Linked DNA regions of Homo sapiens: region 1 is linked to region 2. Evidence: chromatin loops called from intact Hi-C (ENCODE). Cell type or tissue: heart left ventricle. All regions are shown on one strand.

Evidence for each region. Peaks named below come from ENCODE experiments on the same cell type or tissue, not always from the same donor. Only the 100,000 strongest peaks of a DNase experiment are listed, where the experiment ranks them.
Region 1: it touches region 2 in a loop (2.9-fold over the local background); 2 of 110 quality-filtered maps call a loop at or near these places.

Annotation. Positions count from the first base shown.
Region 1 is chr15:47,820,915-47,828,914 of GRCh38, reverse strand. LINC01491 (long intergenic non-protein coding RNA 1491) reads left to right here. Exons shown (of 5, transcript NR_120336.1): 3 at 1,299-1,344. Among named protein-coding and RNA genes, the nearest start is that of LINC01491, 21 kb to the left of the region's middle. In heart left ventricle, no CTCF peak of the experiment used is centred here; no DNase peak of the experiment used is centred here.
Region 2 is chr15:47,880,268-47,888,267 of GRCh38, reverse strand. LOC124900354 (a long non-coding RNA gene) reads right to left here and starts at 3,905. Exons shown (of 3, transcript XR_001751516.3): 1 at 3,764-3,905. In heart left ventricle, no CTCF peak of the experiment used is centred here; no DNase peak of the experiment used is centred here.

The DNA of each region.
Region 1 (8,000 bases), 59 kb after region 2:
TAAAACCCAAACCTTTGGTTCCAGTAACACCCCCTGCTCTTTTTGTCCCTCTAGCTTAGGCATGATAGTGGCTTCCTGCTGTTGCTAATCTCTGGGTTTCTCATCATCTTCTGATTGGTGCTCAGCTCCTTTATCACTTGGGTTACCACCTCCCTGCATTAAATTCTGTCTGTTGGAAATGCTTGAAGAAGTTGATGTTTTCCTGGCTAGACTTTCATTTATTCTCACATTGGGCCACTGCAGCTTCTATCAGCATTTTCTTTCTCCTCAAGTCAACATGAGCTTGCATTTATCAGAGAAACTTAGTTCATGAAACAGAACCCCATTAAAACTTTTGAAACAAAAATGTAAAAAAGATACAGTCATTAAAAAGATAAAAGAGCAGCATGTATTACCAATAGGCAAGAAGTACGACTAGGAATCATGAGAGAGTTAGACTAGAAAGTTCCTCCCCTTCATCTTTTCTTTCTGCAGAAGAGAGTAAATACGACAGAAAGCAGTACCCTCAGCCCCAGTCCTACATAACTTCCCAAACCCAGTGGCCAAGATGAGCTACCTAGATCTCCATTTTCCTGTTATCAAGCTCTGCTTGTTTCAGGTGTCTAAGCTTCATGTAATCAGCTGTAAACAGGAGTGGGGTGTGGATGAGGTCCAGACTCTGCAGCTGGCTGAGCTGGAGAGGGTGGGACAGCTTCTCTGAGAAAGAGCACATGGGTGAGGGCACCTTGATGAGCAGGTCCCCTACAAGCCTATTATTTAGGGATCCTAAAAATATATGGACTCCCTGTTTCTAAAAATTTGACACACTAGTGTGAAAGAAATGTCTTAATATAGGACACATAAAACTGTGGGATAAATTATAAAACAACAACAACATCCTTTTAGTTCATGGCTGAGCAGATAGCAGAGTTAGGAAAACCACTGGGGCCTGAAATGAAGAAAAGTTTCCTCTATGAACGGAGGGAAGTGGGGAAACGGGATCAAGGAATGAATATCAAGTATTGGCACTGGGGAAGTTTTATTATACAGTTGTTCCTTGGTATTCCATGAAGGATTCATTCCTTGTGGATACCAAAATGCCCCATACTCAAGTCTCTTATATAAAATGGCACAGTATTTGCATAACCTATGCACATCCTCCCATATACTTTAAATCATCTCTAGATTACCTATAATACCTAAAACAATGTAAATGCTATGAAAATAGTTCTTGTACTATTTTTAAGTTTGCATTATTTTAAATTTTGTATCGTTATTTTTAATTGTTTTTTAAAATATTTGTAATCTGTGGATTGCAGAATCTGCAGGCAGATGCTGAAACCATGAATACAGAGGGACAACTATGTAAGCTCGTTAGTGAGTATAAGTGGATTCATTTTATTATGATGATTTAAACTAAGTTAAATATAAATATATGTATATATACGCACATATAGTATATTTCATGAAATAACTTTAATATATTTAAACTGGAAATGCTTCTAAATCTGTCTATAATTGGTCAAAGCTTAGTTTTGAAAGAATACACGTTTTTCAAAATGTGTTCCCTGCTCCCTATTTCTGTTATTGCTGCTACAGAGAACCATATGCAGCTGTAAATCTCCAGGCTTTCCCCACTCTAACATGAAAATTTGTTGCAGAATGATTGCTATGAAATGCCTCTTTTTCTTTACTACCATGGTAGAAGATTCCTATAAATTTTCTTATCTTTTTGATGAAAAGAAAGTAATGTATGAGACTCTTCCTTATTACTCAAAGGTGTTTTGAGCCCATGGTCCTTTCTTGTGGCTTAACATCAGCATGTACCTTGCCACAGCAGGGGTGGATGATACATATCCACTTACCTTCTCACTGGCGTTTCTGGTTTAATGTTGAATTCCTACTCCAGGGGAACTTACTAGTAGAAGATACATCCATGGGTTCCAAGGCTTCCCGTGTCGTTCTCTTTTGGTCCCTACTCCGCTCTCTTTGTCTATAGTGTCAGTGTCTATCCTCTTGTCCCAGCCTATGAGGTCCTCCAGTTTCCCATACAGTTTCCTTTTAGCATTTTCAGGTGATAGTTGCCTCTTCATCTTATCAATAATTGGAATATCAGCAGACCCTCTACTCTTAAACTAATTTACCAGGACAGTGCGTTCATCATTTTCAGCATTGAATTTTTTGGCTTTCACATCACTCTGATCTGCACTTCTGTGTATATGAACCATAGTTGGAAGTCAGATATGGCTCTGAGGTCAGTCATGGTCACTGTTGCTCCAATTTGGGTGGCCAAGTGTCTCTCAAAACATGGCATCTTTCTAGTGTTCCTGGGAACAACCTTTCCCTAAGGGTTTATCTTTGGCCACATGTGTTCATGTAGCATTTGCAGTGGTGTTCTGGAAGGGCTCATAATAGCTAATGAGAGCCCATTGTCAAATATTCAGGAATTTTGTGACCCAGTTTTTAAATCACAGTTTAAAATCAGTCATGGTGGGAGTATGCACACCATGGAAATTGACAAATACTATAAATCAGGGCTTCCCCTGCCCAATCTGAAATCAGTTTACCAGCACACCACTGCATTCGGGTAACTAAAATAAAAATAATACAAATAAAGGGATATTTTTAAAAACATAGGTAATCTGGCAATGTTTATTATTGAGAACACTTTAAATTTTTTTTTTTTTTAAGATTCAGCCGAAAAACCACTCAAACAGGTAAGTGAAGATTGCCTAGAGGAAATGAAAAAATGCTACATATAAAATAAAAAGGTTGATAAAATAGCCTTTGTCAAAACTAAAAACTTCTCATTAAAAAGTACTGTTAAGAAAATAAATAGGTAAGCTACAGACTGGAGAACATAGTAGTACTTTATCTAGAATGTGTAAAAATATCTATAAATAACCAAAGCATAAAAAGATAACAGCTCAATAATGAAATGGAAAAAATATTTGCATAGAGAGTTCTCGAAACAAAATATGCAAATGGCCAATAATCACATGGAAATAGGATCAACATCATCATAAGGGAAATAAAATTAAGCCTGTAATTGTGTTAGTCCATTTTGTGTTGCTGTAAAAGAATATCTGAGGCTAGCCAGGTAATTTATAAAGAAAAGGGGTTTATTTTGGCTCACAGTTCTGCAGACTGTACAAGAAGCATGGTGCCGACCTCTGCTTCTAGTGAGGTCTCAGGAAGCTTACAATCATAGTGGTTGGTGAAGGTGGGGCAGGCGTGTCACATGGTGAGAGAGAGAGCAAGAGATAGAGGGAGGAGGAGATGCCAAACTCTTTTAACCAGCCAGCTCTCATGTTAGCTAATAGAGTTAGAACTCATTCTTTACTGCAAGTAGGGCACCAAGCCATTCATGAGGGATCTGCCCCTGTGACCAAGACACCTCCACTAAGCCTCACTCGCAACACCAGGGATCATATTTCAACATGAAATTTGGAGGGGACAAACATACAAACTACATCAACAACAAAATGTCACTTCACATCTGTTAGAATGGCTAACAAAGAGGGCATCAAGGATGTGGAACAACCAGAGCTCTCATATTGTGCTGGTAGAAATGAAAAACGTTGTGAGTACTTTGGAAAACTGTTTGGCAGTTCCTTTTAACGTTAAACATACGTCTACTCTTTGATCTTGCAATTCTACTCCTACCCAAGGCAAATGAAAACATACCTACAAAAAGACTTGCATAAGAACCTTTATAGCAGCTTTTAATCACAATAGTTCCAAACTGGAGACTCCCCAAATGTCCATCAACAGTAGGATGAATATACACATTGTGTTACATGTATATAATGGAATAGGACTCAGCAATAAAAATGAATAAATCATTGAGGCATACACCAACATGAATGAATATTAAAAACCTGTTAGGCAAAGGAATCAGACACCAAAGACCACATACAGCCTGCTCCTGTTTATATGAAGTTCAGCAACAGACAGAACTAATTTTTGAAATGAGAACAGAGTTGACCTTGCAGGGGATGGATTTGGTTAGGAGTAACTGGAAAGGAACATAAGGCCACTTTCTGGGATGATGGAGATATTCTGTGTCTTGATTACGGTAGTGGTTTCACGGGTGAATATATTTTTCTAAGCTCATTATCTATATGTAAATTTAATTCAGTAATAATAAATTTTAAAAATAGAAATAAGCGCCGCCCCCCACCCCCCACAAAAAAATAGCAACTTAAAGAACCAAAATGAAGTATTTAATCAAGTCTCAGGACAATGAGGAAGTAACATCTTATGTGGTTTAATGATAATATCATACAGAGTGTTAGACTGTAAGACAAAAAGAACAGATAGCAGAAAGCAATTTAACCTTCTACTATTATACATTTAGCATGATATTATGTTCAAGCTCTCCACCAATCATTTTGTTTTATATTAATGATTCCCCAGGAGAAGTAGTTTCACTTCTGGCTTTTTAAAAGTAGTTTGGCCTGTTTACTCATATTAGTAGAAACAATACATTCAATAAATCATCACAGCCTCCCACGTTCCTTGGCTGGCATAAAGCTGCTGACTGACGGTGTAGCCGCCAGGCTCTGTAGGACCTGCACCACCAGGCTTGCTAATTGCTACACAGCCAGGCAGATTTGAAGAGAAGATTATAGGAGAGGAGGCAGGGAGATGAGGAAGTGTGCCAGGAATTATGGAAGATGGTAAGGGCAGCCGAATCAGCATTTCTGAAACTAGGTGTGGTTTGTCTACCTTGATGTGCACATGGGCACCACTGTACTCACAGAACAACATGGTTTCTGTGTTTTTCATCAATATGAGCAGTGTCCGTGGCCATTTGACACAGTTTTCCCAAGTCCCAGACTTCTGGGATAGCTTTGGCTTAACTATTAAGATAGCTTCAGCTCATTCCTCATTTTGATGACCACACTTTAACTGTTTTTGGGGACATTTCTGAGAATTCCTAGATGGTCCCCATGTGTCCTGGTGTCAACTGACAGCATTCTCCCAGCCTGGCTCACTTTCCCAGTCCTCTCTGGCCTCTGGGTCCCTGTGACCTGCAGTGTGAGCACAGTGTACCCAAAGCAGCCTTGTCACCAGGTGGATCCTAAACTTAATGGCTCTTCAAGCTCTTTTAAAGGCATGAGGAAACCTGGAGAGTGATTGTAGCATTTGTTGTCTTAGTCTGTTCTGGCTGCTGTAACAAAAATACCATAAACTGAGGGGCTTATAAGCAACAGATGTTTACCTTTCACAATCCTGGAGGCTGGAACATTCAAGATCAAGACAGGTTTGGTGTCTGGGGAAGACCCACTTCCTAGTTCATAGAGGGCCATCTTTTTGCTGAGACCTCACATGGTGGAAGGGGTAAGGGAGCTTTCTGGGGTCTGTTTTATAAGGGCACTAACTCTATTCATCAGGGCTCTGCCCCATGATTTAATCACCTCGCCAAAGGTACCACCTCCCAATACCATCCCAGCAGGGTTGGGATGTCAACACATGAGTTTGGGGGAACACACATTGAAACCACAGCAGCTGTGCAACGTCACAGTTGCTGAGCTCTCAGTATTGGCAGATCCCCATCATCCTGTCCTGAGAGCTCCTTCCTTGGGCCCTGGCTTCCTCATCTTATTGCTGGCACCTGTGCTTTCCTTATTGAATCTCCTTTCCACTCTTCTCTTCCCCACCCTGTTACTGAGACCGGAACAGAGGAAAGGAAAAACTCATTTCACATGACAGCAAGCTCTTGTCATTATTATTGCCTTACCGTGCACAGTAATTTAGGTTCTCTTGTCTTAAGAACCCCATTCCTGGCCATGCCCTTGCCTCTCTAACCAGGAATCCTTTAAATAAAAGTGTCCTGCCCTCTCTCTTAATCTTTGCACACCTAGACACCCTACTCACTATACTCAAAAAGCTGCCTTCAGTTTCATAAAATAGTATTTTTGGCTTCCTTTTAATTCATTTTTTATGAACTTTGACTTTGTTTTCCTGATACAGGGGATAGTTAGGTTAGATGTTTGTGGAAGTTCAGCATTCTATAGAACATAGTTTAACTTACAATAAGAGAAAAAGGAGAGCACACAGCTCAGAGCCATCCTGTCTTCATTTCCTTCTTGCCTGGCTGTGTAGCCACTTTTATTTTTATTTTTTTATTTTTCAGGTGTTACTTTAATTTTTCTCTATTATGGGCACTGAGGTTGGATAAGCATGGGTCTGCCTCTGTCACTGCTTCCTCCAGGCCAGCAAGGCCCATGCAATGGAACTGAGCTAACAGACAGCAGTTCTGGCCACAAAGATGACCCCACTCAGCAGCCAGCCCGTGATGAGCCTGCACATTCATGTTCAACACTTTACCGCTGGCTGCTTGCTTTTACACCAGCTCTCCTATCTGATCCCACATGAGAAGGCTGCTGGAGGAATCAAAGTTCTCTGTACCACTAAGTTTAGCCTTATCCAGTGTTTTCTGACCACTGTTTTTTGAACCCTGATCTCCCCCAAAAATAGGCTTTGCCAATTTTTTCATATCAAATAAGAAAACTCCAAGGCCACTTGCTCTTCGCTCTGGCCTCCACTGCCTTGGTTTTATAATGTAGCAAACCCTTCTTCCACAAGACGCCTGAGCCCTGGGTGAAGCTGTTTTCAAGGAACAGGGTCACACATGGCTGCCCGGCCTGGCAGGCCTGCAGGCTTGCTGGCTAAGGCCAACTATAAACAAACCTGGATTAGCATTTTAAAACAGGTTTCACCAAAAGGATAACTATTTGTCATAGAAGAAAATACTACTGATTGGAGCACACTCAGACTGCCTTTAGACATTCTCCCATGCCTGTGTCCTACTTTCCTGGGGCAGTATTACAATATTTACCATAAAGCTGAGCATGAGCGTGGGGTCTGTGAAGTTCTGAGTTTACTGGCATACTGTCTTTCTTCCACTGCAAGAGATTAAGAAACTGGAGCTGAAAATGAAAATGTTCACTCACATTTTCTACACCAGCACACCAGAGGAGACAGCAATAGCTTCTTCCTTTTTCTTTTTCTTAAATAAATAGCACAAAGAATTGCAGCCAGCCAGCTCAGCTTGGGCCAACTTTAAAAGCCCACCACCAGATCCCCACCAAGATAAGCAGCCCCCACACGGAGGTGATCCACCATCATCTCTGAGAGATAACTAGGAAAAAAAGGAGAGATGCTTTTACAAAAATATCATGATTTGGCTCCTGGAGAAAAGGAAGGGCAAAATGCAAGTGGTGTTCCTTCTTCTCACCTTGGTGGCTTCCCCAAGTAGAAGAATTAATAGGCTTAGGGCTTATTAAGGTGAAATCAAAAGGAGAGAAAGACAGAGAAACTGTAATAACAATGGTGCTAGAGACTCTGAGGGTTTCCAGCAGGCTCATTTGTTTCAAGGAAGAACATTTAGGGAGAGGTGGATCCCCCTCTGTCTTCATTCAGCTTCAAATGGAAGAAGAAAAGCAGGAAGTATATAGCTAATATAGAAGGTATGATCCAAAATGTTGAAAACAATTCCACCTTTTCTTGCATAAACATTTATTGAATGTGTATTACGTGGCCAGCACTGTGATTGATATGGGTGATATTAATGAGATTCAATCATTGAGCTTATCTTTGTGAAAGAAGCCCTTCCACTTGCTGAACTGCTGAGACAGCCTCTGACGATTCGAATGAATCAGATGCTAGCCACAGTTCAAATGTCCTGTTGTGGACCATTTCTGAGCCTCTGTAATGGAGTTGCGGCAGTGATTTCAGAATCAAGCTAACCTACTCTAATTTTGGAAGCATTTATCTTAGCCTTTCCACCCCCCTCCCCACTTTCTACATCTGAATTGTTTGCACCACACTGATATCACTTATGTGAAATGCTAACCAAATTTCTTTCCCACATTCGACCTCAGTTTCTCCATATGTGTTGTTATAAAATCATCTGGTTCTGAGTCATTCAGTCTCTTGGCAGATGCTCAGTGCACTTGAAGCTAGTACGTGCTTGTTTGAAGTCCTTATGGTTCAGTCCTCCCTGTCTGTCA
Region 2 (8,000 bases):
AACCTCCACATGTCAAAGGAGGGACCTGGTGGGAGGTGATTGGATCATGGGGGTAGTTTCCCCTATGCTTTTCTCCTGATAGTGGGGGAGTTCTCATGAGATCTGATTTTTTTATAAGTGTCTGGCACTTCCCCCTTCTCTTTCTCTCTTCTGCTGCTTTGTGGAGAAGGTACTTGCTTCTCCTTTGCCATCTGCCATGATTGTTAAGTTTCCTGAGGCCTCCGCAGCCATGCAGAACTGTGAGTCAATTACATTTCTTTCCTTTATAAATTACCCAGTCTCAGGTAGTATCTTTATAGCAGTGTGAAAATGGACTAATACATTGGGTGTTTGAGTAGTTATTCTAAAGATATTTTATAGTGTCAAATTGTTTGCAGAAAACATTAACTCAAAGGGAATAAACTCATATTTTAGAGATCTGGTATAGTCCACCAAGGGAAAATACTAGCTAACATGATGGAATTATTTTCCAAAATTTCCGATCCTGAGGACAGTATTGTATGTTTTGGTGTGGGGCTGTGTGTGTGTGTGTGTGTGTGTGTGTGCACGTGCATGTGTCTATCTCAGCGTCCTCCCAGCCAACAATTTCCATTGAGCCTTTAGTGACTAGAACATGAGGCTGGTAGTGAGGACAGTTAATGCTGCATGCTCCACTCAAGATGAATGGCTGAATTATTGTGACATTAGCAAACAAGTAATTCGTTTCCCATGTCATTGTTCCTCATCTCAAGCTGGTTAGCCAAGCCTTTTCAAAATCCTGACTTGTTCAACCTGATACCAGTTACAGTCCATTTCAAGCTCTTCTGTATAAAATGCAATCTTGTCAAAGGGAAGACACCTGCTCCCAGCAGGAGGGTTGCTCACCAACTGCCAAAGCCTTTGTTACAGTGTCTAGAAACAAAATGATCTTTCCATCTGGAATGTGTCTGCCACCATAACTGCCTGCCTTGAGTTGACTGCCAACCTGTGGTACCAGAACGAGACAGAGAAACATGGGCAGAGAGTGTTGGGAAATGGATTTCTATGAACTCTTGACATTGTGATTTTAAAGCTAATTTTCTCTGAATGAAGAGCATGGGTGACCTCAGCAAAATACACTTACGTCTAGATCTGATTTCTCCTTTCGTGATCCCAGTTCTATCTTATTTACTTCTTATCGCTTATTTTGAATTTTTACGAAACCTCATATACTTAGCAGTGGCAGAGATTCGAGTTACCCCGAGTTACCCGCAGCAAATTCAGTCCTTGCCTCCTCAGAAGAAAGAATTCGACTGATGGGCATAAGACAGAAAAAGAGACAGAGGCAAGTTTCAGAGCAGGAGTGGAAGTTTATTAAAAGGCTTTATAACAGGAAAGAAAGGAAAGAACCCTTGGAAGAGAGCCTAGTGGGCACCTGAAGGTCAAAGAGAGGAAAGAAGTGGCTTTAGCCTTGATTCTGGGATTGTATAGGCTCGCCTTTTCCCCCATGATTCTCTCCTTAGGGCTTTCCACATGCGCGGTGCCCTCTTTACCCCTGGGAATTGAGCACACACAGTGTGTTTAGGGAATTTTACGCATGCCCATCTGAGGCTTCCTTCCTTTTTCTGGTGGAGTGTACCCGGAAGATCATACTTCACCATTTTTATCTCTTAATGTGCACCCCCAGGAAGTTGCTTCTCCCTGGGATCTGCCTTTAATTAACATGTTAACAGGTGTAGACCTTCAGGAAATGGCCTCTCCCTGGCATTGGCTTCCAATTTATCACTTTTAGAGCGGCAATGCAATAATTGCCGAACCATCACCCAACATTTCTAGTGGGTCAGGGGAGAGCTCTCTCCTGCCCCACTCATGGCTAACTACCTATAACAATATTAATTTTCATTTTTTTTCACAGAAAACACACTCCTATTTGGGGTCCCAAAAACCAGTGGGCTGCTGCTTTTCTTCACCTCTCCACCCCACTCCCCACCCCGTGCCACTCTGGGCTACCAGGATCCTCTGACCCCCTCAGTCCTGGAAAGCAACTGCATCACACAGAATGTACACAAAGGGATCCATCCCTTTGCGTTGAGGCTCTGTCACAGGAGGCTCCTTTTTCTAACATCCAATTGCCCAGCATCCCATTAACTATGCAACTCTGCTAAGAACTTACCATGGGTGTCCCTCTGTGGAATTTGCTGTTACTTAACACTGTGAGTCACGTCCATTTCGTGGTTAATAGATGCATGTTCCAATGCCAATTCCCTTCCCCAGATTGGAAATTACCAGTGTGCTCATAATTTCCACTACCTGTCCCTCAGAGTTACAAGGAAGCAGAGGGCTTCTGAAAAGTTAGGCTTTATTTCTGTCTTCACTGGTTTGGGCTCAAAATGTAGCCAGATATAGTTTTTGAGTGGCAGATTTTTAAAATTTGCACAATGGAAAATGTACACCAATATAAAGAAAGTATTTTAATTAAAATTAACAAATATTTTTAAGATACTGTTTTCTACAGAAACTCATTTAAAAGAACTGTAAGATTTCATCTAGGGACATCTGTCTTACGTAATTGCCGTTAATGGGATAAAGGCCACCCACTTTGATGCATGAAGGTAGGATACTGAGAAAGAAAAACTTGAAACTTAACTACCTTAAGACATTCTGTAAATTGTAAAGCATAACACAAATGCAAAGGATTGTTATTTTAATTGACCCCAGGAATTAAATTTTTAAAAATTGTCTAAATACCCTTGGTCTCCAAAATTGGGTATAATCCTAAAAAACAGCTCTTACCGAACCACAATACAAAAATCTCTCCCCTTTGTACTAATCTCTTCCTCTAAATTTATTTCCTTTGCAGGTAAATAACCTCCCATTGGTTTCATCTTTGCATCCTATTTGATTAAAACAACACTAATCACCAGCTATTCTAGCTCACTCTTAACAAACTATTGTGTTGTAACAAGTGTGGTTTCGTTTATTTGCTTTTCCCCCTCTAGGGAGAAAAAAAAGGATGAGAAAAGGTAGATATCAGTTTGAGGTCAGCAAGGAGATTTATACCTAAACTACCAGGGGAATCGACACCATTTAGCCATAAAGCATTTTCCCCTGCAAGCTCAGGAAGTATTTCCAATTATTTACAAACAGATAACATTGTGTAGCTCCCTCAGTATTACAGATAAGTCAACCAAAAACAACTAGTTTGACAAAAATTGCCCAGCATCCCATTACCTATGCAGCTCTGCTAAATACCCATCATGGGTGTCCCCCTGTGGAATTTGCTAAGAAAACATAGTGGAATGAGTTGCCCTCTAGAATTCTGGAAGTCATGGGATCAGCAGCAGGAAATGGCTCATATCATTGATGCACCAACTATATCAATTGAAAGATTAGTTGTTGTTTCTGTGTGTGTGTGTGTTTCTGTGTGTGTGTGAGAGAGAGAGAGACAGAGACAGAGAGAGAGAAGGCAAGAGAAAAGAGAGAGGGAGAGAGCATAAATAGATGGTAAACATGCAGCAAGCGTAAGCAAATGTTCTAGAGCTTCCAACTGAATGAATGTTTTATTACAATCTGTCCAGAGACAGCTCAGCTTAGTGATCACTAGAGAAAGGCCTTTCTTCTGGCTCAGCTTTTGAGAGTGAAAAGTTATTTTCCTCATCTTAAGGTAGATAAATTCCTATTGTACTATGGTACAATCGGGAAGCAATTCAGCCATGCTAAGCCTGAGACTCTAAGACAAAATAAATGACTCTAGTTTAGTGGTGCATATTTAAAATTCTACAAAGCAACAGTTTTGAAAGTTTACCTTTTATTTTCCGCTTTTCTAAAATGCTTCCTCTACAGATGCTGAGAGAGGTCCAGGTCACTTCTGTGTTTGGGGGCTCTTGGTATATTATAAAATACAATTCACATTGAATGGGAGCCCCTGGGCACAAGAGACTCTACACCTGTCACTCTTCTGATAGGTTTACTTCATTTCTACCAGTTCATGGTGCTGAATAAATCTTAGCAGTGGGAAGTGATTGGAAAAATAGGTGGTTCTCACCAGTGGTTCTCACAGTCAAGTGTCACCTGATTCAGAATGATCTGAAATTCCCATTAGAAATTCAGATTTTAGAGGCTCATGTTAGACCATGTGAGGCAGTCTCTTTGGACTGGTTCTCAGGAGTTTGCATTTATTACAATGCTTAGGTGGCTGTTTTGGGCACAGAAATGTTTGAATATTTGAGAACCATTGAGGTAAGGGGTGGGGACTGAGGGCAAGGAGGCTTGATTTCAGATGTTATTAAAGTTGCTGCTAAGAATCACCATTCTGCTTCCATTCTGTGTGAAAAGACCACCTTTCAATGTCTATATTTTTATTGTTTGTTTTTAGAAAGAGGGTTTTACTTCTTCACCCAGGCTGGAGTCCAGTATCAGGATCATAGTTCATTGCAGCCTTGAACTCCTAGGCTCAATTGATCCTCCCCACTTAGTCTCCTCAGTAGCTGAGACTACAGATGTGCACCACTGTGCACAGCTAATTTTTGTATTTTTGTAGGGATAAGGTCTTGCTATGTTGCCTAGGCTGGTATCAGACTTTTGACCTCAAGCAGGTCTCCTGCCTTGACCTCCCAAACTGCTGTGATTATAGTCATGAGCCACTGGTACTGGTCCCAATTTTGTTTTTTTAAACCAAACTGTTTCTGCCATCATGATGAAACACAAGAAGCAGGTACTTTGAACCCAAGGTGCTCCTGCTGTTTCCTTCCTGGTAGGTTCTTGTAGCCACTAGAATGAAGAAATAAGCATTTTTCCTCTGGAAAAGCCTTCTTGCAATATTCTTCAAAAAACCCTGAGAAGGGCCTGCACATAGCTATGCCTGTCAGGAATTGACCCTGTGGGACAGAAGCTACCACAGAGGTGAAGAAGGCAGGATAGCAGGACAAGAACTATGTTATCCCTGAGTTGTCCCACTTAACACTGCCCTCTGCATGACTCAGGGAATTCACAGGCTAACATTCTGTCACAGGAGTGAGATGGAGGCTCCGAGATTCAGGGCCAATGAGAATATGTTGTTCCTGTGAACCTGAACTAGGGTGGGTTCCTCCCCTCCCCCACAACACACTATATTTTACTTGAATATGGAAAGAATATCTTCAATGAGTGCAAAAATGCCTGGCCTCTTCCATGGAAAGGATCTAGACAGTGTCCAAAGACAACAGAACTAGACTAGCCCTGGGACTGTTTACAAGGAGTCCCTGCATGGCATTGAAAATGACACCAGATCGCCATCCAGGCTTGGGAGCGTCTTGGCTAAATTGCACCCTTGAATGAGATGGGGTAAAAGCTGTAGGTAAACTATAAAGCAATGCATGTGTTGGTTGCTACTCTTACCATTAAGAGCAACAAGCAAATTACCAGATGGTGTCATTTGCTAAGTAATCACCTCTTTAATAGAGTGATTCTATCTGCACTGGGGCTGTTAGCATGTCAAAACAAAGCTTTTTGAACCTAGAAAAGTTGTGCCTTGTGCTGGCATTTGTTTTGATTCTGAAGGTTACACTACATACTGTAACAGAAGATTTGGTGTACTGCTGAGAAATTATTTATTCCTCTGATTCCCTTCCTCTCCACTGAAATTCTTCAAAGCCCAGTACAAGTGTCACCTTCATAAAGTCTTGTGATGGCCCTCTCTCCAGCCAAAATTAACTGCTCATTCCATTTTAAAGGTTTTACAAGCACTTGCTATCTGCAAATGGCTATACAGGCTCATGGAGAAGTAGAGATGCCTCTCTGCTTGGTAATGACCTCCGGAGATCTGGGCCATGACATCTCTACTTCTCCATGAGCCTGTATAGGCATTTGCAGTTAGCAAGTGCTTGTAAAACATCCACTAAATTTAAGTTTGTAGTTCTACAACAGAAGTCACAAATTGGCAGGCCATAGGCTAGAAATACCTTTCAAATGTTGACATGATATTATGTCTATTAGCAGATTTCACATAGAACTCTGGATATCTGGCATCTCCCATGAATATAATCAGCTCAAACAGAGTAGCAGCTGCCCCAACTGGAGGGGCCACACTACCTCTAATTTTCCACAGTTGCTTGCTTTTTAATCATTTGTTTTACTTGCCAGCCACTGTGGGCACCCTTCTCACAAAGACACCTCTTTTTTTTTTTTACCTTCTTATATGTTAGCCAGGATTAAATGCCTCCATGTGTGGATGGATATCTGTGCTTATGAGGGAGGCAACTCAGAGCCAAAACTATATGTTTGCCTGGATCAATTATTTATAGGCCAAGTGCCAAGTAATCAATTAGTTTGCTGTGCTCTATGACTTAATTTTGTTTTTAAGATGACAAAATGTGATCTGATCATATTTTGGTTAATTGTTTAAGGCAGCAGTCCCCAGCCTTTTGGGGACCAGGGACTGGTTTTGTGGAAGATAATTTTTCCCTGGAAGTGGGGGTGGGGGGTGGCTTCAGGATAAAATTGTTCCACCTCAGATCATCAGGCATTAGGTTCTCATAAGGAGCATTCAACCTAGGTCCCTTGCATGTGCAGTTCACAATAGGGTTCATGTTCCTATGAGAATCTAATGCCACCGCTGATCGGATAGGAGGTGGAGCTCAGCCAGTAAGGCTTGCTTGCCTGCTGCTCACCTCCTGGTGTGCGGCCTCGTTCCTAACAGGCCACAGACTAATACCCATCCTTGGCCCAGGGGTTAGGGGCCCCTCGTTTAAGGCTTATTGGCTTTTGTGGAATACTAATCGAGCTTCAACAAGAAGTCAGTACAGATACAATTAATATCATCATTCACACCTAGTTCTCACCAGTCTAAGTTTTCACTAGCTTTTGACACTTTTACAGAGTCTCCTTCCTTAATTATTCCTAGGAATCCCCACAAGGGTTTACAAGTTGACAAGGTTTTCTCTACCTGAGGTTTCTGTTTCCCTACTTCCTGTCCCTTTCCTCCACCTGTCCCAGGCTGGTTTCTGACCCCTTTGGCTTAGAGAGCAGTTCTGATAATGGCCTCCAGGTCACCAAGTACAATGGATATTTTTTCAATGCCCTTTGTATTTCATCTATTGGCAATCCTTCCACTGTCGTCCATACTCCTTTTTCTTGAAGCTCTCTTATTCTTTGGTCCTTGTGATAGCACACCCTTCTTATATTCCTTCTAGCTATTCAGTTTCTTTGTCTAAAGCCTTTTCTTGAATATTTCACTCTGCTGACCATTAATATTTGAGTTCTTCAAGATTGAACCTTAGCCCTCTTTTCTTTTAATTCTCTATATTCTTCCTAAGAAACTTATTCATGTCCTCTACTTTAATTACTAGTCATGTGCCAGTCATATCAAAATATGTATCTATAGTCCGTATCTTGTCTTTGGGTTCTAAACCATTAATTACTAGTCATGTGCCAGTCATATCAAAATACATATCTATAGCCCATATCTTGTCTTTCGGTTCTAAACCATACAGGCCATTACCTACATGGCATCTTCTCTTGGATGCCTCATGAACATCTCAAGTTTAACTTATCCCAGAACAAATTCATACTCCCTCCAAAATTAGTCCTCTTTCAGGGTTCTGTAGCCCATTAAATATCACAGCCATCTAGTTATGCAAGTGAGAAAGCTGGGAATGATCTGCCTCACCTACCTTCCTACCATATGATGTCCCTCACCAAACCTGTATATTCTGTCTCCCAGATATCTTGAGCCTGCCCCATGAGTCTCCATCTTTGTCATCCTCTCCTAGTCCTGGAGAGCACAGTAGACTTCTCCACATTTTTAAATGCTGTATACTCCCTTCCTACTATAAGGCCTTTGCTCACATAATTTCTTTCTTCTGCTCACATACCTCTATCCTCAAACTGTACCTCTTCAACCAATTATTCCTATATCTTCTTTAGCTGTTAATTAAACATCATTTATCCAGAAAGTCTTTCTTGACCCTCTGTAATTCACTCGGTAATGGCGCTAATTATAGTTTTTAATTATAAACTCATTTTTGTGACTGATTAATATCTCTTTCCCACAGTGTGTTTTTGCT